Regions from separate parts of the Homo sapiens genome. Here region 2 is linked to region 1. Evidence: read pairs that join two places in POLR2A ChIA-PET (ENCODE). Cell type or tissue: A673. All regions are shown on one strand. Links, peaks and the distances in the headings refer to the core of each region. The heading gives the core; the rest is flanking DNA.

Region 1 (13,214 bases), core at 2,083-10,082:
AATCTATGGGCTAATTTATGAAAAAGGCAGGTCCAGGCTGGAGAACAAAGCTCACTTTTGGTATTGGCAGGTTCTTGATTCTGCCATAACTTGGTTTTTCTCATGCTGGAAGCACTCCCTGGGAAACTAAATATGTATTGTTTCAGCTATTTTCCTATGGGTGGGGAAAAATGACAATTCTTTTAAATCCATTCTTCTCCAGAGCAGGAGGAGCACAACCAGGCTGTAGGCTGGGAAGAAAACTATTCTCCAGAAAATTCTACGTGGTACTTTATCTGTGTTTTTATTTATTTGTCTTATTGTCTGTATTTCCATTTACTCATGTATAAAACTGTACAGTGGTATTTCATATATTCAGTTCTTCGTGGAGTGCCACAGATAAGTACTTAATATCTCTTACCCACAAGTACTGTTACTCTACTACTACTAGGGCTACCACTGCTTCCAGGCTTCCTACAATTACTTCTCGGAGTCACTTCAGTATTGTATTTGGACACTCAACAGCTATAATACTATTTTGAGCTCCACAAACTTAACGGTGTTTTTAGAATTCTGAAACATCAAAATGTCCTCTGAAGGGTACAGGTTGGTTAATATTAGAAATTCTGATGTGTTTTGGGAGATAACACTATTTTCTGTTTCTTCACATAACAGAAAACTCAACTCAAATTGGCTTAAAAAACTAAACAGAACAACTTAGAGTTTCACTGCTGGTAATATATGAGCTAAGATAACCTGAAATCTTACCAATATAAACAAATAGAAATGCTGGATGAATTATTTCCAGAAGATTTTAAACTATGAATTCAATTTATTTAATTTTTTGTATTATTCTATTATTCAGATAATCTGTTTCATTATGGGTGAGTTTTGGCATTTTTGGTTTTCAAGGCATTTGTCCATTTTTTCTTTCTAGGTTGTCAAATTTTTGTGTGCGGAATTGCTTGTATAAGTTCTTTGTTTTTTTAATGTATGCTGGGGTCTAGGTGATATTTTCTTTTTAATTCCTGATATCAGTAGTGTATGTCTTCTTTCTTTGTCAATTTTGATACAATTTTAATTTTATTAATTTTTTAACAGAACAAGATTTTGGTTGTATTGACTTTCTCTTTTTCTGTTTTCAATTTTATTGATTTCTGCATTATTATGTTTTCCCTTCTGCTTGCATTGGGTTTATTTTGCTCTTCTTTTTGGGTTTCTCAAGGTGCTTTCTGTTAGCATTTGATGCTATAAATTCCCCGCTAGGCACTGCTTTGTCATCTGGCAAATTTTGGTATGTTTTACTTTCATTTAGTTCCAAATATTTTCTAATTTCCCTTGAGACTTCTTTAATGCATGGATTATTTAGAAGTGTGTTGTCAAGTTTTTGAGATTTCCTGTTATCTTTCTATCATCAGTTTCTAGTTTAATTCTAGTATAGTCAGAGAATAAACCTTGTATCATTTCAATTCTTTTAAATGTGTTAAACTTTATTTTATAACTCAGGATACTGTCTATCTTGGTGAATGTTCCATGTGCACTTGAAAAAAATATATATTCTGCTATTGGTCCTGGAATGTTCTAAAAATTTCAATTAGATCCAGTCAGTTGATAGTGTTTTACAGTTTATTAATATCCTTGCTGATTTTTTATTAGTTCTATCAATTACTGAGAAGGGAGAGTTGAAGCCTTTTATTATAATGAGGGATTTGTCTGCTTCTACTTTTAGTTTCATGCAACTTGAAGTTCTATTGTAAGGAGCAAACATACTTCGGATTTATTGTATCTTCTTGGTGAAATAACCCTTTTATCATTATATAGTGTCCCTCTTTATCCTTGGTAAATTATTTTGCTCTTCATTCTTCTTTCTCTGATATTAATACAGCCGCTCTAGCTTTCTTTTGTTAAAGATTTACATTGAATATGTTTTCGTATCCTTTATTTTTAACCTACCTATATCATTATGCTTGAAGTAAGTTTCTTAGAGACAGCATATAGTTGGGTCATGTTTTTCAATCCACTCTGAGAATATCCATCTTTTAGTTAGTGTTTCAATGCAGAATAATTTTGACATCTCCTCCAACCCATAATTGTGACAACCAAAAATGTCTTCAGATATTGCCAAATATATGTCCCTCTTTCCTTCCTTCTTACCTCCCTTCATCTTTCTTTCTCTTTTCTTCCTTTCCTTTCCTTTCCTTCTCTCTTTTATCAAATGCCTCTTTAGTGAAATTTCTTTTGTCAAATGCCTCTTGAGTGAAATTGCTCCAGGTTGAGAACCATTGCCCTAGCGATTTCAACATGCATCCTTAACTAGTTACAGTCTACCTTAACTAGTAATCTAATTCTACATAGAATGTAAGAATCTTATAACTTGACTCCATTTGCCCCTTTCTCTTACCTTTTTTGCTATTGTCACATATTTTACACTATGTTACATGTTCTAAGCTCCAAAAGATGCTATTGTTGTTGCTTTATTTGTTTATTTGTAGTTTCGAGACAGAGTCTTGCTGTGTTGCCCAGGCTGGAGTACAGTGGCTCAATCACAGCTCATTGCAGCCTTGACCTCCTGCCTCCTCAGCCTCCTCAGCCTCTCAAGTACCTGGGACTACAGGTACACTCCACCATGCCTGGCTAATTTTTTAGTATCTTTCCTAGAGACAGGGATTCATCATGTTGCTTAGGCTGCAATCAAACTCTGGGCTCAAACGAACCTACCTTCTCAGCCTCCCAAAGTTCTGGGATTACAGTCATGAGCCACTGTGCCTTGTTGCTTTAAATAGTTAGTATTCTTTTATATTTATTCACTGATTTATAGTCTTTTCGGTGTTTTTCATTTCCTTCTAATTTTCTGTGTTTCTAGCTCAGAAAATTTCCCTTCTGCTGGTAGAACTCCCTTTAGTACTTACTTCAATGCTGTGCAGCTAGCAACAAATTCTATTTTAATTTGAAGGAAATATTCTTACTGGTGTATAATTCTAGGTTGAGAGGTCTTGTTTGCCTTTTTGTTTTTTCATTTTAAAAATATCATGACATCGTCTCCTGATTTCCACAGTGTGTCATTTTGGGTTCCATGAGAAGCAGACACCAAGATAGGATTAAAAATATAAGAAATTTGTTCGGGGGAAATGCCTGTAAAGGATAAAAAAAGAAGGAGAGGAGTAGGCAGGGAGAACCTTCAGACACCAAGACAGGTCCAGCACCTGTGAAAGAAGACAGGTGAGGAAGGATTAGGCCAGAAGAGCCTCAGACTATCGACGGGTCTGTTAAATTCATGGCCAGGTCAGTAGAGATCTCCTGAGCCAAATTGCCTGTTAAAGAAATTCTGCATCTACCAATATAGCCTGATTTTCATACCCCCATTGAGCTAATTCATTGACTGGAAGCAGCCCAGGGGAAGTATGATTTGATATGAAAGTTTTAGTGGATCTAACAGTGCAGCAGCTGTCAATAAGATGAGCGCCCCACAGCATGATCTCTTGAAGGGAGATCTGAGGGGTGCAATTCCGTGGCTGCCACACAGTGTTTTTTTTTGTTTTTTGTTTTGTTTTGTTTTGTTTGAAGTTAGCTGTCAGTCTTATTGTAGTTCCCCTGAAGACTTGGGCTTTCCCCAGCTCTGGTTGCTTTAGAACTTGTCATTCTTTTTCAACAATTTCTACAATGTGTCCAGGTATGGTGGGTTTGTTGGTGTTACTGTTGGCATTGTACTTATTCTGCTTAGGGACTCTTGAACTTCTGGAATTGGTGGGTTTATATCTTCCATTACTATTAGAAATTTCTCAGTTGTGTGTTTTCAAATATTGCTTCTGCTCCATTCTCTCTCCTTTCTCTCCTTTGAGACTCTATTACACTTTATTAAACTGTTGGAGTATGTTCCACATTTGGACATACTCTTTCTTTCCAGTTTGGTTTTTCTCTGTGATCCAATTTGAATAGTTTCTATTGATCCGTCTTTAAATTAACTAATCCTATCATCTATATCCAGTTTGCTTTTAAACCTACCTAATTAGTTCTCAAATCCAAACATTATACTTTTCAGTTCTAAAATACCCATTTAAAAATTTGATAGAGCCCAATTATCTGTTAAAATATAATTTTCACTTTTTTTTAACATGCTTTTTGAAACTTTTTTTTAACATGCCATGGTTATTTTATTGTGCTTTTTCTCATCTCAATTCTCTTTGGGCTTGTATTTATTTTATTTTTTGATTATTATTACCTATCCTGATTGTTTTAATGTGCAGTAAATTTTGATTGCATGCTGGGCATTGGTATAAAATAACTGTAGACTTCTGATGGTATCTTCCACCAGAGAGGTATCTTTTTTTTTTCTTTTTTGTTAGGACCAGGAGCTAATTACCTCATTTCAATGGGAACTGAGTTGAAGTAGGGCTGCATTTACAATTTTAGCAAGATTCTGTCCACCCCTGGTTTATCCCTGCTTTTTAGATATAGTCTTTCCAAGCTTTTGATTGAGAGCCTGGAGTGTCTATTTCTTCTCAGCTTTAAGAAAATTTTTTCCTTTTTTAGTCTTTTTGAGACAGAGCCTTGCTCTGTCGCCCAGGCTGGAGTGCAGAGGTGCGATCTTGGCTCACTGTAACCTCCGCCTCCTGAGTTCAAGTGATTCTCATTCCTCAGCCACCTGAGTGACTGGGATTACAGGTGGCTAATCTTTGTATTTTTAGTAGAGATGGGGTTTTGCCATGACTGGTCTTTAACTCCTGGGCTCTAGTGATACACCCACTTTGGCCTCTGCAAGTGCTGGGATTACAGGCATGAGTCACTGTGCCCAGCGTCCTTCTGTACCTAGACATCATGTGGTCCTCTATAGCTCTTTTATAACTTTAACATGTTTCTTTCAATGTATTAATTTGTTACTAGTTGCTGCAGCAAGACCTTTGACCTGCTTTGACCTACTACATTCTACCTAGGAGCAGAAGTATATATAATCTGTTATTCTTACTAATAATATGGCAACAAATAGTCTTAAATATGCTTTATTTCATACAAATGCAAGTAAGGCTGTAGAAGAAATTCCTAGATCAAAAAGTATATGCATTTGTAATTTTGGCAGGTATGATAGTTAATACTGAGGGTCAACTTGATTGGATTGAAGGATACAAAGTATTGATCCTGGGTGTGTCTGTGAGGGTGTTGCCAAAGGAGATTTAATATTTGAGTCACTGGGCTGGGAAAGGGAGACCCACCCTTAATCTGGTGGGCACCATCTAATCAGCTGCCAGCGAATATAAAGCAGGAAGAAAAACGTGAAGAGGTGAGACTGGTCTAGCCTCCCAGCCTACATCTTTCTCCCGTGATGGATGCTTCCTTCCCTGGAACACTGGACTCCAAGTTCTTTAGTTTGAGACTAGGACTGGCTCTCCTTGCTCTGTAAACTTGCCAACAGCCTATTGTGTGACATGATTGTATAAGTTAATACTTAATAAACTCCCATATTTATATATGCCTACCATTTGCTTTATATATATATATAGTGGGACCTTGTGATTGTGTAAGTTAATACTTAAACTCCTATATGTGTGTGTGTATATATATATATATATATATATATATATATGCCTACCGTTTGCTCTTATATATACATCCTATTAGTTCTGTCCCTCTGGAGACCGTGACTAATACAGTAGGTGTCACCAAAACTCTCTCCTTAGAGATTATAGCAATGTATATTTCCACCAGGAATATATAACAATGCCTATTTTAACAGCAGCTTTACAAATACTGTGTGTTAACTTTTGAATGTTTGTGAGTTCAGGAGTAACATTATCAGAACTTTGCATTAAGAAGGTTAATGTAGTCATAATATGTTAGGTGGATTAGAAAAGACCAAGGACAAAAGTCACTTACCTCATAGTTTTGTCTCTGTTTCTAGTGACCTAAAAAGTGAAAGCAACTGTATTCGTGCTTGAAAACATTTCCCGAATTTTCTAATCAGGTCTCTTTTTAGCCGGAAAGTTGATGGCTCAAAGTTCTTCCACAGGTTCAGTACAGATGTTAGCAGATTTTAGTGGCTGCAGTGTAGTACATCTGTTTGTCACACCAAGCTCAGCATCTGTGTCAGGAACAGCCAGTTTTGTGATTCAAGAATAGAAGAGACAGAGATGGCTGTGGTTTCCCCTTAGGGCTCTAGCAGAGGAGACACTTTGGGGACAGTAAAGAACATGAGATGATGTTTCTGTTAAGAAGAAATCTGTTCCTGCTTCATTCTTGGTCAAAACAGCCGTAAGCCTGATAAAACAATATTGCATGCTAGTTTCAGGAATGTAACTCAGCCATTTCAGTGTTTCCTTTCCGGGTCCCTGTGGATTTCTAACCCTCACTTTAACAGTAAGGCTATATTATCCTCATTTTCTCCTGCCATCTCTCGGCTGTTTTTCTTTCTCCTGGGTTCAGTGAGTCATTTCCTCAAGTCCTCCCTGGTTTGGCTTCAAAAATTTAGGATAATCATCAAGAGCTGTCCTCTTCTCCCCTTCAGGCTTGAATTCCTCTTAGTGTTAAAGGCCTTTCACATTTCAGCGTCTGAGGTGGGTGGGCGTGAGTTAAGATCCTTTCTTAAATCTTAGCGTGTATGCTGGAGAAAGCCTAACAGATCACGAGAAAGAGGTAACAAAATGAACGTTCCAAGGAAACTGGGAGGATGTGGGGGAAGGTGCAGATTCATGCTTCATTCAAGTTGCTGATAATGAATGCATTACCAAAGTATTACACTACCAAGAGCTTCCTTTGTAATAACATGAAAAAGTCAATGCTTTGTGATAAACTTCATGTAACTTTATTTTTCTTCCTTACTAGTTGCATTTTTTTAGCTGGTATAGTTGTTAAGCACTTGACTCCTGATGTCAGATGGATCAAGGGTCAAAATCCTGCCACTACCACCTTCTAGCTATGTGACCACCCCCTGGCAGTTGTTTGACGGGCAGGTATTTTTGTCTTCTTATCTAACAATATGGGCAAGCACAATAGCATCCTCCTCATAGGACAGTAGAACAATTATATGAGGAAATCCACATAGGAAGTGCTTAATAGATTGTAGTTATTACTATTATCATTCCTATGGGAATTTAAATTGATGCCTACCATTTGCTTTTATGTTCTTCTGGGATGTTCATGTGGTAATAAATGACTAAGTCTAGATCAGGTCTTGACAAACTACAAATCTGGCCCATGCCCCGTTTTTGTAAATAAAGTTTTATGGGCACACAGCCACACCCATTTGTCTATATATTATCTATGGCTGCTTTTGCTCTACAACGTCAGTGTTGAGTAGTTGTAATAGACCATATGGCCCTGAAGGCCAAAAATATGGACTAGATGGCTCTTTATAGAAAAGTTTACCAACTCCTTGTTTGGAAAATCATACTTTTAAATTTTTCAATTAAAAAAGAAGTCATGGACATATTGTAATTCTGTGCCTCAGTTTCTCTAACTGAAAAAGGCATATATTATGCATATATTAGATGGCTCCTAAATAGGATCCATCTAGAATTGTTCGTCTATCATTTTTACGCATGGAGCCCAGGAATTTTTAATACATTTGGGCTTTCTGGTGGGTTCTTCCAAATGCTTTAATGAGAAAGAAAAAGCAGAAAGCAACCTTTAGTGACTTGAATGCCAAATATGTGAAGCTTTAATGTTTTTCTCTGAAGCCAGGTTCAGGAGATCTTGGTCACTGGGCCACTTCCTGGCTGATTTAACCATATTTCTAATTCTTTTTTTTTTTTTTTTTTTGTCTTTCAAAAAAAATCATTCTCTTTGTCTCCCCACTACCTCCTCTTCATACCACTTCCTCTCCAGGTTGGCCCCTGCCTTCTTGCCTTCCTCCAGCCTCCCTCCTTTCTCCAGTGGTTTCTTAGCTCTCCGTCCTCCCCCCAGCCAAATGTGAAGGAGAAAGTCTGCCAAGTCTCCCAGCCACTGTCAGCCTAGCTGACTGTAATGCTTCCAGCAGAACCTCCAGCTCAGGGCCCTCTGGCAGGGCCTGAACTCCAAGCAGCAGGAGGGACTAACGAGTTATAAGAAAGGGAAATACCAACAGTAATCTGCATCCTTTGAAGTTGAGGGTTGGGAAGCAGGGAAACTGAGAGATGTTTGACAATTTCCCAGGGGGTACCTGGGAAAGAGCCTGAGACTGGGGGTCAGGACTGTCTTTTCCAGCTCTGCCCCAGATTAAGTGCAGAGTCCTTGGGCTAGTCATTCATCATCCCTGAGCCTCAGTTTCTCTTTGTAAAATCAAGAAAATAATTTCTGTCCTGATTTTCCTGTAGGGCTTTCGTGATGATCATACATTTGTGATCATGTATGTGATTTATTTTTTAAATAAATATTTGATTTATATTTTTCCCATTTCAAAATTACCTCGTGCTTATGTGACAGAGGAACTTTTGTCAGTAGCATCTACCATCCTTCACAACAGAACCCCAATTTCCTTTGGGGAGTTAACTTACCACACCACTGCCTATATTTTACTGAGATGGAAAATCCAGCTGCCTGTGCCTCCTGTGGCCAAAGGTGGGCAGTCTCTTCAGCTCAACCCATGAAAGCTCGCTGCTGAGATTTTGACTTTTGAGCATATGAAATTGGGTGAGTGAAGAGGTTGGCATTCTTTTATCTTGGCAGGAATATCCCTGCCAGACTGTTCCACTGCAAGACTAGTCCTATCATTCCTGCTTTCCCGCCCCTGAAGCTGAATTGGTGTCTGCCTATTTCCAAGCCTAGTTCTCCAACTTTTGTGCAATGTTTTTAATAAATTCCCCTTTGTTTAAGTTGGCCAAATTTTTTTGTTGCTTGTAATCAAAAAACCCCAACTGACACACAAGCCTGATGTAGAGAACCATTTATAGAGCACTTATTTTGTGTGTGGAGAAGCAGATACTTTGCATACATTATTTAAATTAATCTTTACAAAAACCCTAAGAGGTGGCTGTAATTATTTCTAAATTACAAATGAGGAAACTGGGGCTCTGTGAGGCTCAATAACTTTCCCACATTTGTATGAGGAGCAAATGATAGAACTGAGTGTTGGAACCAAGGTTTGAACCAAGATGTCTTTGATTCCAAACATTTTAATATTTATGCCATGCTAAAATGATATAATAGTGGGCATTTTATTTTGCAGCCTGTGTTTTGGGATTAGGAATTTATTATGAACATCCTCATGTCAATAATATTCTTGAACAACATGATATATAATGGCAGTCTAATAGTCCATTGTTTGGATTCGCTACCATTTACCTAATCAAATTCATATTGATAGGCATTATGAAATGCACTGTAATGAATACCCTTGAACATTACATTTTGTACCTATCTCAAACTTTCTTCTGAAAATAAGTTACTGGAAGTGAAATTTCTAGGTTTAAAGCTCATGCATAATGTTAAGGTTTTTAATGTAATTGACAAATTGCCTGCCAGATAAATCTTACCAATTTTGTTCCCATTAATAGTGTGGATACCAATGTAAGCACTTTCTAAATGAAGAAAAATGCTAAAAACCTGTAAAGGGCTAATTAATTGAAGACATTCTTATTTATAGAAAAGGCAAAATGTCTTTCCAAATTACATCTATTACAATAAAATAATATATTTGGCCATAAAAAGGAATGAAATTGGCCAGGCATGGGGGCTCACACATGTAGTCACTGCAATTTGGGAAGCCAAGCCAAGAGGATCTTTAGAGAGCAGGAGTTCAAGACCAGTCTGAGCAACATAGCAAGATCCTATCTCTAAAAAAAAAAAAAAAAAAAAAAAATAGGCAGTCACAATGGCATGCACCTGTGTTCCAGCAACTTGGGAAGCTGAGGCGGAGGACAGCTGGAGCATAGGAGGTTGAAGTTAGTGAATCATGATTGCACCAGTGCACTCCAGCCTAGGCAACAGAACAAGACCGTGCCTCAAAACAAAACAAAACAGAAAAACAAACAAAGAAACAAAAGAGAAAATAAATCATGTAATTTGCAGCAACATGGATGGAACTGGAGGTCATTATGTTAAGTGAACTATGCCAGGCACAGAAAGACAAATATCACCTACTCTCCCTCATATATGCAAGCTAAAAAAGTTGATCTCATGGAGGTAGAGAGTATAATTGAATGATAGATATTAGAGGCTGAAAAAGGTGTGAGGGAGGAGGGGTGATGAACAGAGTTTGGATAATGGTTGCAGACATACAGTTAGATAGAAGGAACGAGTTCTAATGTTCATTAGCAGAGTAGGGTGACTATAGTTAACAACAATGTACTGTACATTTCAAAATAGCTAGAAGAGAGGAATTGAAATGTTCCGAATACATAGAAATGATAAATACTCAAGGTGATGGATACCCCAAATACCCTGACTTTATCATCACACATTCTATGCATGTAATAAAATATCACATGTATCCCATCAATAGATACAAATATTATGTATCAATAAAAATATTCAAAATTAAGATACAATTTGCAGTAAGATTAGTATTCAAATGTATAGGTATTGGGTTCCTATACACTTCCTAAAGAAAGGGAATTACTTTGGGCCAGGTGCAGTGGCTCATGCCTGTAATCCCAGAACTTTGGGAGGCCGAGACGGGTGGATCACCTGAGGTTGGGAGTTTGAGACCAGCCTGGCCAATATGGCGGAAACCCCATTTCTACTAAAAGTGCAAAATTAGCTGGGCGTGGTGGTGCATGCCTGTAATCCCAGCTACTCAGGAGGCTGAGGCAGGAGAATCACTTCAACCCAGGAGGCGGAGGTTGCAGTGAGCCGAGATCGCGCCATTGCACTGCATCCTGGGTAACAAGAGTGAAGCTCTGTCTAAAAAAAAAAGGGAATTACTTTGATTCCAAGGGTTTTTTTAGCAGCCAAGTCAAAGAGGGAAGCTAGAGATGATGATAGTGGTGGTGGTGGTAGTGATGATGATGATGATGATGAAGATGATAATGATGATGGAGAGGAGACAGAGGGGGAAGAGAAGGAGGAGAATCCCGTAGGGCATCTGTGGTGGTCGTGTTAGCCAGTTAGATTTACTATTTTTTTGAGACTTTGTTTTGGCATTCCTGCAGGAGACAAAAGAAAGGGAAGTTTCTCCTCAGACTTTCGGTAGCCTTGTGGTAAGAAGGCAGCTGGGCCACCCAGACTTACATATTTGAGGCAATAAACAGTGATCAAAGCAGTATGATTTCAGGGGAACAAAACTCTTCCACTCCATATACCTCCCTCTTTATTTCTCAATAAATGCACATTGGTTTCCTTTGTAAGAAGGCTACATTAAGATGCAATTTGACATCTGAAAAAGTTATACAATAAGCTATTTCCCACCATAAAAACTCTAACTGAAATTGGTTCGTAAATTTTATTCCAATCATTTAACAAAACCTAAGAGGAGGAAATACAGGACTGGACTATTTTCAAAGGGAAAAGTGAACTAGAAAAGTCACAATGATTGTGAATGGGGTAAGGGATGCTTCTAGGAAGTTTAGGAGACTTTTGAGCACCAAATGAGAGCTTGAGGCTTCAGATGGCCTGGAGTGAGCTTATAAAGAGCTATTGAAAGTGAGATATGTAATAGCAAGAAATGAAAATGAACTTTGCACTAAATGATAAGTACTAAAGATATGTTATAACAAAGCCAGTAATAGTGTTTAAAGTAAGAAGCGAGAGTTCCCCACCAATCAAACCCTCATGCGCACACACACACACACACACACACACACACATTGTATTTCATTGATTCTAGGACCCATGTTTTGCAGTTTAACATCTCTGAAACTGGAATGCGTTTGATAATCAATGGTGTGTCATGGTTAGTTGGCAGCATTTTTTTTTCTTTACTAGTGATACATAAAGAAATGGTGCATATTAAAATCTATGGTGTCTTCAATTTGAAGTGTGTATGAGAGAGAAGGGGGAAATACTGTCTTGTCATAGGAAATGTCTGGAAGTAAATTTTGATTACTTATACTATTTACCTTCCTAGTTTCTATTGTCTTCTCATTTATTCTTTTTCTTAATTTGAAAAAGGACCTTAGAGATGACTGAACTCAAAGTCTTCATTCTACTAAGGAGAAGATGGGCCTGAGGTGGTAGGTGACTGGTCCCCATCACAGGTGTTTGGGGTGTGGTGGGCCTGTGAGTATATTCAGAGCATATCTATATGTTCATTCTTTCCCAGAAATGATTTACAAATTACAGAGGGTTGGGAGCCCCAAGTGACAGGATCTGTTTGGAACTAGAAGGACCAAGAGTGATGAGGACAGAGTACTGCCCTTTGAAATGTGCTCCTTGATAACACCAACCCCAGAAAGGGAGGATGAGGGAACTGATCCTGGCCTGGGACAGCCAGTCAGTATTAGTGTGGTTTAGTTTTCCTGACTAGACGTCCTCCTTCCCTCTCTTTCCCTCCCCTCCCCTTCCCTTTCCTTCTCTTCCCTTCCCTCCCCTTCCCTTTTCTTCTCTTCCTTTCCCTCCCCTTCCTCACCTTCACTTCCCTTCCCTCTCTCACCTTCCTTTCCCTCCCTTTCTTCCTCCCCTCCTCATCCCCTCCCTTCCTCCTCCCCTTGCCTTCCTTTCCCTCTCCTCCCTCCCCTTCTCTACCCTCTACTATTCTCTCCTCTCCTCCCCTCCCCTCCCCTCCCTTTCCCTTCCCTCACCGTCCCTCCCTACCTCTCCCCTCTCCTTCCCTCCTCTGCCTTCTTCTTCTCTTTCCTTTCCTTCCTTCCACACTTTCTTCCTTCCTTCCCTTCCTCCCTCCTTCTTTCCACCTTTCAACTTTAAATGTTTGTGAGGCATGATAAGAGAGTGAATTTAATTATCCTATTGAGTGAGGAGGGTGCCCTGGCCTTCTTGGCAACAAAAAAGACACCTGTTGCCCTCTGTTCTCCCCCTACACATATGGAAATGAGTCAGAGCTGCATTATTATTTGCTACGGTTTGAACTCCTCCTCCAAAGTTTATGTGTTGAAAACTTAATCCCCAAGGCAATAGTTTTGGGAGGCAGGGCCTAATAAGAAGTGATTAAGACATAAGGGTTCTGCCTTCATGAATGGATTAATGTCGTTATCACAGGAGTGGCTTAGTTATTTGGAGGGTGGGTTTGTTATAAAAGTGAATTCTGCCTTCTCTCTTCCTCTTGCCTTCTGCCGTGGGATGGTATAGCAAGAAGGCCCTCGCCAGATGCTGGCATGTTGGTATTGGACTTCTCAGCCTCCAGAACTATGAGAAATAATTTTCTTTTCTTCATA
Region 2 (8,000 bases), core at 1-8,000, 82 kb before region 1:
TGCTACTTGCAGATGTATCCACATTTAAGGTGTACAGTTCGTAGAACAGTAATGGAAACTACAGGAACAGAGTTATGAAACAGTCAAACCAGGAGTATCAAGAATCTTTGCTTCTGAGTCTTCTTTAGAATAACGTATTAATTTGAATTATTCTATAGATTATGGTGAGTTTGATATGGAATATTGCTGAGTAGACTGCATTAATTCATTAACACATCGGAAAAATGCCAATTTATCTAATCAATTAAGTGCCTTTAGGATGGAATTCTTTTTTTTTCTTCAAAGAAATAACTATTAAAAACCTCACATGGTTCAAAATTTGTAGTTCCCAGCTTAATGTATTAATTCACATAAATGTCATCATTTGAAAGTTATACATTTTTTTCATAGAGCCAGTATTAGTTTTGAGGTGGTCAGTTTGCTAGTCGTGTACCTACACTATTACAAATGATCATCAGAGTTAAAACTATTTCTTTGAAAGACTAGATTACAGCCTTGAATGTGGGATGCCAATACGTCTTTCCCTGACCCTAATGTTTTAAGCTGTCCTAGCACTAGGGTTGAGGACCCGCCCAGTTTCGAGACCATGATGCCGCTACTTTAGGGTGGCTGATCTAATCAGTAAAAGGGAGCCAGAAAGATACTAAGAGTGAAAAATAGAGTGTCTACATAAGGATGGTGTTTGGAAGAGTGATTACTAAAGTATATCCTCCCTCTTTCATTCTCCCTTCCTCCTTAATGCACCCAGCCCACTGTGCTAAGAGTAGAGAGGACCAGAAGCATGAATTGGACATTTATAAAGTTTCCCTTGTCATTCTCTCTTTCTTTTGTAATTGTTCTTGACTCCCAGTACCAACTAGTTCAGAGATCAAGTGAGAAGTGTGAGGACTAGGAAGTTACAAGTAAAACCCTCAGGAGAGAAATCCCTAGTGATAGCTCTAGAAACAAAGAGGGAAATAGTTAAGTTGTAAAGTGCTTGGAGTCTATAGTAGTTTCAATACTCAGTGACTGAGAGATTCAGGAAGAAGAAACTAAATCAGAGGAGCCCTACTTACAGTTATGAATAAAAGTTGAATTTGTTACTGATTATAGCCAAATTGCTATTAAGAGCCACAGAATTTTGTAAATTACAGGTACTACTTACTATCCAAATTCAGAAACTTAAGTATAATAATGCAATATCACTCCCTGAACTCAGAAATTAAACTGATAGTAAGGGATACTTGTATTCTTTTCCACAGTTTCTTCCCTTTTGGTAACTAGTAAAATGAATTTAACACAACTATGGAGCTTTAAAGGTGGAGACATTCAGGGAATGGAGTGAGATGAAAGATTATTAAACAAATAGTCCATTGTTCTTGGGTTGTGGTGGAAGCATGCAGTGATTTGGTCAAGGGGACAGTAGTATCTTACAAGGATGAACCTAAGGTTGTTTTATCTTTTAAAAAGGTTTTGTACATATATATTCAGTTATTTAGTTCATGGAGACTATGAGAATAATAGGTAAAGGAAATGGTTTTGTATGGAAAATAACTGGTGAAATCTAACATAATTTTCATAACAGTGCTGTCAAAAAAATTCTGACCGCAAGATGTAATAATCACACTATATAAGAATCATAACATTCACTTTAAGGAATAATCTGTAATGCGTAGTAGTGAATAAAGTTTCTGTAGGTAAAATTAAGTCTCATGGAGGTTAACACTATTTTTGACCCTCCAATTTTTTTAATTCAGGAGTTAACACTGCTTGGAAAACCAAAAAGACCTCGTTCAGCTTATAACGTTTATGTAGCTGAAAGATTCCAAGAAGCTAAGGGTGATTCACCGCAGGTAAAGCTGAAATATATTTTTGTTTAATTTTTAAAATATTTAGACAGGAAAAGTCTAGAGTGCCATGTGTCAGGTAGTGAAGAAAAGTAGTGAATATCCAGACAGTAAACTCTTTTGCTAAGGCCCTCTTTAAAGAAAAATCTTTTTTCTTACCATATACAATCAATTTAGGTATGTAGTTGCCAACACATACATACATACATTGCCAACTTTTTAAATTTAAATACTTAACATTTTTTTTAATATGTAGGGATATTAAAGTTCTTCTGGAGGCTTTTCTGTTCCAGCAGTTCTTAACTGTTTTACGATCACTAGAAAGAATGAGAGTAGAGCTGCAATATTTTCTATGGGGAATTGATTGTAACCTATTGCTTCATTTATATCTTTTAATAACATTTTGGTTATACCCATAGGGATGTGTTATACATGTGAATGCATCATATCAGTGTGTCAAAGAAAAAGAAAGCTTGTCAATCCCTGCTGTGGCTTAGTCTTTCCTATTTTTTTGCTGCTTAGAAGCTCCAAATGGGCAATTGCTTTTTTTCCTGTATCATATGACATAGTAAGAGAAATGGATGTTTAGATCCGTAACCCATGTTAATCTAAGATGAAGTTTTTGGCACTCTGCCTACGGGATTATTATATCTGTAGTTCACTTTACAAATTCTGTTTCCATATCCCTAAATAACATTTTTATATTGTTGCTTCTTGATTTTTTTTCAACTTTAATCATTGTTTATCTTATGCTTTAAGCATTACCTACCACCGTTTAAGCTAGACATTTAACTGTCATCCCACTGTTGTCATGTTTCGATTCCCCTACCTCCCAATATAGTTAAAATTTTGGTTAGCTTGGTATTGTGTGTCTATATTAGGTTGGTGCAAAAGTAATTGTGGTCTTTGCCATTAAAAGTAATGGCAAACACAGCAGTTACTTTTGCACCAACCTAATAGTATTATGATTATGTAAGCTGTATTCACAGCTGACATATGCTATGATTATTTTTTCTTTCTTACGAAACTTATTTTCCCTGAAGTTGCTTATGTCTGTTTGTTCACTTAGGTTTTTTTTTTTTTTTTGTACTTACCAATAATTCACCCTCAAACTCCTCGGTATTCACCAGCTTTTAGTAAATTTAGGATGTGTTTTTCTTTCAGTTTAACTCTGAAAACTGGGGTTTGTTCCAGTGTGACTGTTGCCTTCTAATCCTAGTATACAGCTAACATCTTGAGATTGCCTTCATTATCCTTGTGGTGCTGCTTTTGCTTCTGTTGTTTACTTTTTTGGTTTACTCTGATTCTTGTATAGCATCTTTCCCAGTAAAGGTGCATGGGAGATTAAATTTTTGAGTTTTGCATGTCTGAAAATGTCTGTATCCTCACATTCACTTGTTAGACTGGGCATAGAATTCTAGTTTGGAAAACATATTTCTTCAAAATGTAAAAATTCCTTTTCTTCTACCTTATTGTACTGCTTTTGAGAAATCTAAAACTGTTTTGATTATTGGTCCTTTAAATGTGATCTGGTGCTTTTTTTTTCCTCCCCTTTAGAACTCCTGCTACATGTATATGCATCTTCTGAGCTGGTCCTTATTTTCTTATTTTTTTCCGTACTGTTTTCCTTTAGTCTTCTTTCCTTTTTTTTTGTTTTGTTTTGTTTTGTTTTTCCTGAACTGCTGGATACATTTTAACTTAATCTCTCTGCTTTTAGTATGGTACCATTTCCCTCAACTGTACCTGTACCTGGTTTTCACAGAGTGACACTATTTTACTCTCTAGAGAGGATAAATGTCCTAAAATTTGCCATGGTAGAAATTTAACCTCTTTTTTTTTTTTGAGACAGGCAGCCTGTTATACAGGCTGGAGTGCGGTGGCACTATCTCAGCTCACTGCAGCCTCTGCCTTCCGGGCTCAAGCAATTTTCCCACCTCAACCTCTTGAGTAGCCAGGTCTACAGTCATGTGCCACCAAGCCTGGCTAATTTTTTGGGTATTTTGTAGAGACGGGGTCTCATCATATTACCCCAGGCTGGTCTTGAACTCCTGAGCTCAGGTGATCCACCCACCTCAGCCTCTCAAAGTGCTGGGATTACAGATGTGAGCCACTGTGCCTGACCCAACCTCTCTTTATTTTTTTTGAGTCGGAGTCTCACTCTGTGGCCCAGGCTGGAGTGCAGTGGCGTGATCTCGGCTCACTGCAACCTGCGCCTCCCGGGTTCAAGCGATCCTCCTGCCTCAGCCTGCCTAGTAGCTGGGACCACAGGCACGTGCCACCACACCTGGCTAATTTTTTATATTTTTAGTAGAGATGGGGTTTCACCATATTGGCCAGGCTGGTCTCGAACTCCTGACCTCATGATCTGCCTGCCTCGGCCTCCCAAAGTACTGGGATTACAGGCGTGAGCCACCACACCTGGCCCTAATCTCTTTTTAAACAGTCTTTCAGCCAATCTTGTGTTTAACCTTAGCTTCACCTGTTTTACACCTGTCTGGTGCTGCCAATTCCTGAGATATTTGGGAATTCTGTATGGTAAATTAAGTTGCTTTTAGGTTTTCTCCACTGTCAGTTTAACAATTAGCTTTCTTTTGTCAGTTAAGTCAGTTACCACTAATGCATCTGCTTTTCAGCTTCCAGAATTTTGTGTTGATAGTGCCCTCTTCTGTTGTCTTTATTCATGTGGGATTATCCTTTAAAAAGATTTCTTTGTTTAATGGGATTTTAGGGAAAGCAAAAGTAAACATCTTTGGCTGGGCACAGTGGCTCATGCCTGTAATCCTAACAATTTGGGAAGCGGGGTGGGAGGGTTGCTTGATTCCAGGAGTTCAAGACCAGCCCTGGGCAACGTGGTAAGACCCCATCTTTACAAAAAAAGTTTTTTAAAAAAATTAACCAGGCATGGTGGTGCATATCTGTGGTCCCAGCTACTCCAGAAGTTGAGACAGGAGGATCACTTGAGCCCAGGAGGTCAGTGCTGCAGTGAGCTGTGATCATACCACTGCTTTCCCACCTGAGTGACAGAGTGAGACCTTGTCTCAAAAAAAAAAAAAAAATTCTATCCCTTTAATTTTATAAATGAAGAGCCAAGCCCAAGGGAGGTAAAGTGACCTTTTCCAGGTCATATAATTAAGTTCAACTAAGTAGACTTACTGGACTTGTGCTGTATTGTTCTTATTACTGCATCTAAACACTGAAGCACAGATTTTCAAATAAAACCTAAAGCTACAGGGAAGGAATAAAAACAGACTTTGAAGTTAGTTTATGACAACACATAGATTATACCTGAATATTAATATTTCCGAATCAAAAATATGTACCTTCATTCAGTTCATTTTTGTAAATTGTAACAGTTTGATAGTTTTTGTTTAGAGAGAAAAGATGTTAAGAATTGATGAGGCTTTGCCTGTAATTCTTGGTATCTTGAGTTTTTGTTGGAATGAATAATAAAGGTCACTGAAGTCCCCATATCTACCTTAACTTAAACATATATTGTTTTACAGGAAAAGCTGAAGACTGTAAAGGAAAACTGGAAAAATCTGTCTGACTCTGAAAAGGAAGTGAGTATTACGGTTGTTAGTCTCAAGTGTCTACTTAGGATATCTGTGAGAGAATGTATTAGGGCAAGGCTTGATTCATGTGAAGACAACCTTGTATTACTAATAATACAAGTATTCTAAAATTATTTTCATATTCTCAGAACCAGTTTGGCATTTTTCTCTTGGTAGTTTTTGTCTGCAAATAAAATTGGTATTTGAAACCACAGCACTCATAAGCCTGAGTGTCCACTTATTCAGTGGCAGTGATACCCTGCTGCTGCCCCCTTCCTGCACCTCAAGATCTGAACTTGTAACAATTTCATTCAAAGAGATAACAGTCTATCTCTTACATTTTCATCATCTAACTTTTATCTCATGAAAATATTTCTTCTCCAGTCTGCCTTTATACATGTAGAATGGTAATGTAATTTCTAAAGTATATACAGAAGCATTCCAGAAATTAATTGCTATTTTAAATAATCATTTTATCTCAAAAAATAAGTAAATCATTTTAACAGTTATGCTTTTTCTCAGTTATATATTCAGCATGCTAAAGAGGACGAAACTCGTTATCATAATGAAATGAAGTCTTGGGAAGAACAAATGATTGAAGTTGGACGAAAGGATCTTCTACGTCGCACAATAAAGAAACAACGAAAATATGGTGCTGAGGAGTGTTAAAAGTAGAAGATTGAGATGTGTTCACAATGGATAGGCACAGGAAACCAGTTAGGTCTCAATACCTGAAGCTATCGTAAAATTAAGAAAGGATAAAGTTGGTAAACCTTTTATATTTAGTATCTTTTTATTCAGCTCATGGACTTCTGCCAGCATAATACTTGCTTTGGAAAACCCAGATAAAGGTTCATGCAAACTTTATTTTGTGTTTAGGAACTACTGAGGATCAGAGTAATCCAAGCAAATGTGAATCATTTTACCTTTGACAAAGGTAAATCAGACTATGAAGTTTTTTTTATACAGGATGATGACTATGGAAAGAGTACTCTTGTTTCCTTATATTATGGAGGCAGGAGTTTCGTTTTCAAAATTGTTACAAATTGTAGAAGCCACGGTGTTCTGTGATATAAGTGTGTGTTTTTCATAAAGCAGGCAGAACTCATCTAGGTAAATTACAGTTCCTAGGTATAATTCACATTGTATTCAGAGTTGATGGTTGTACATATAAGTGATTGCTGGTTTTAGTTGCAACTTTGTATAAAAGGGACTGAGAAATTTATAAACTTTTTTCTTACTGTCTTTTTTCTAAAGTAAAAACAAAGAAATTATGTGCCAGATTTATGCATATTATTTTATGTTGCATAGAATAAAATTTTTAATCTTTAATTTTACATTTCCTAAATATATTTTAAGACGAAACATTTGTTCTATAGCTTTTCCCTTTTTTTAAGTAAGGAATTTTATTTTTTTCTGAATTATTTTCTCTCGTGAGTATATTGATCCAGAAAGAAAACTTGTATTATGTGTGTTTTAAAATGAGAAATCTAAAAAACGAAAAGTCTCCAAAGTCTCTGGAATTTGAAACACTTTGCATAACGTATAAAAGCCTGTTTAAGAGACAGCCAACTATGGCCTGTGGATCAAATCCAGCCTGCTGCCTGCTTTTTATGGCCTGTGAGCTAGGAATTGTGTTTATAATTTTAAATGTTTTTTTTTAAAGACTTTTATGATACTTGAAAATTAACATGAATATTTAGTGTTCATAAATAAAGTTTGTTGAAACACAACCAAGATCATTCTTTTACTTGTCTATGGCTGCTTTTCTGTGGCAGAGTAGCTGCCACAGAAACTATAGCCCACAAAGCCTGATATTTACTGTCTGTCTGTTTATGGAAAAAATTTATCAACCCATGGTCTATAGTATAGTGTGATATGACTACTGTTCCAATGTATTGAAGTGTTGGGATAGTTTTTTCAAATGTTTTCAGATGTTCTTGTTTTAGAATCATTGTCACCTTTAAGAGGAAAAAGGTCATCACTAGATAATCTAAACAAATTGTTGCTTCTCAGTGTTAGCAAGGAAAATAATCTAGTTTCAAATTACATTGCAGTATAATGAAAAAGATCCATATACTGTGGAATGATATTCTTTTAAAATTATTTGCTATGGCTTGGTAAAAATGTACTTTTTCCAGTAGCACATATCACAAGAACCTCACTGTAGTTGAAAGCCATCTTTCTTTAGTATTTGTTTATCCTTTTAGGAGAGTCAAGCAAAGGTTTTCACCACCTGTTTGAGCAGAATAATTCTCATCAGTTCACAGATATAGGATAACTCAATTTATATGCACTTTATGCGTTATGCAAAATATTTAGAAATTGTAGATTCTAGATCTCCAGAAAGACTTTGAAGACTTTGATGTCACAAAAAGATGACTTGTTATATGCTGAGCTTGACAAAGGTAGGAATGGGAGAGAAAAATAGTAGCTTATGAGGAAATATGAGGCTTTAAATATATAAAGTTGGATATTTTAAAATAACTTTTCCCTGTGGGAGCTTCTCACTCTGGGTGCAGACAGGACAGTGTTGGCCATTGGTGAAATAGATAGGATGGGTTTGAGGCCAGAGCAGTCTGGGAGTAGGGGGAAAGAGAAGGAGGTGTGCTAGTGTCTATCA

The links. ChIA-PET counts read pairs that join two places held together with the same protein. Peaks named below come from ENCODE experiments on the same cell type or tissue, not always from the same donor. Only the 100,000 strongest peaks of a DNase experiment are listed, where the experiment ranks them.
Region 2: POLR2A ChIA-PET joins it to region 1 with 11 read pairs; 3 of 35 experiments call an interaction of 5 or more read pairs at or near these places.

What each region holds. Positions count from the first base shown.
Region 1 is chr10:58,469,429-58,482,642 of GRCh38, forward strand. It overlaps LOC105378316 (a long non-coding RNA gene), which reads left to right. Exons shown (of 5, transcript XR_945984.3): 4 at 11,995-12,056. Among named protein-coding and RNA genes, the nearest start is that of BICC1, 37 kb to the right of the region's middle. In A673, for the core only: no CTCF peak of the experiment used is centred there; a DNase peak (open chromatin) is centred at 6,413.
Region 2 is chr10:58,389,029-58,397,028 of GRCh38, forward strand. It overlaps TFAM (transcription factor A, mitochondrial), which reads left to right. Exons shown (of 7, transcript NM_003201.3): 5 at 1,737-1,832; 6 at 5,330-5,386; 7 at 5,900-8,000. The coding sequence ends at 6,046. Among named protein-coding and RNA genes, the nearest start is that of TFAM, 7.6 kb to the left of the region's middle. In A673, for the core only: a CTCF peak has its summit at 4,489 (motif pointing left); no DNase peak of the experiment used is centred there.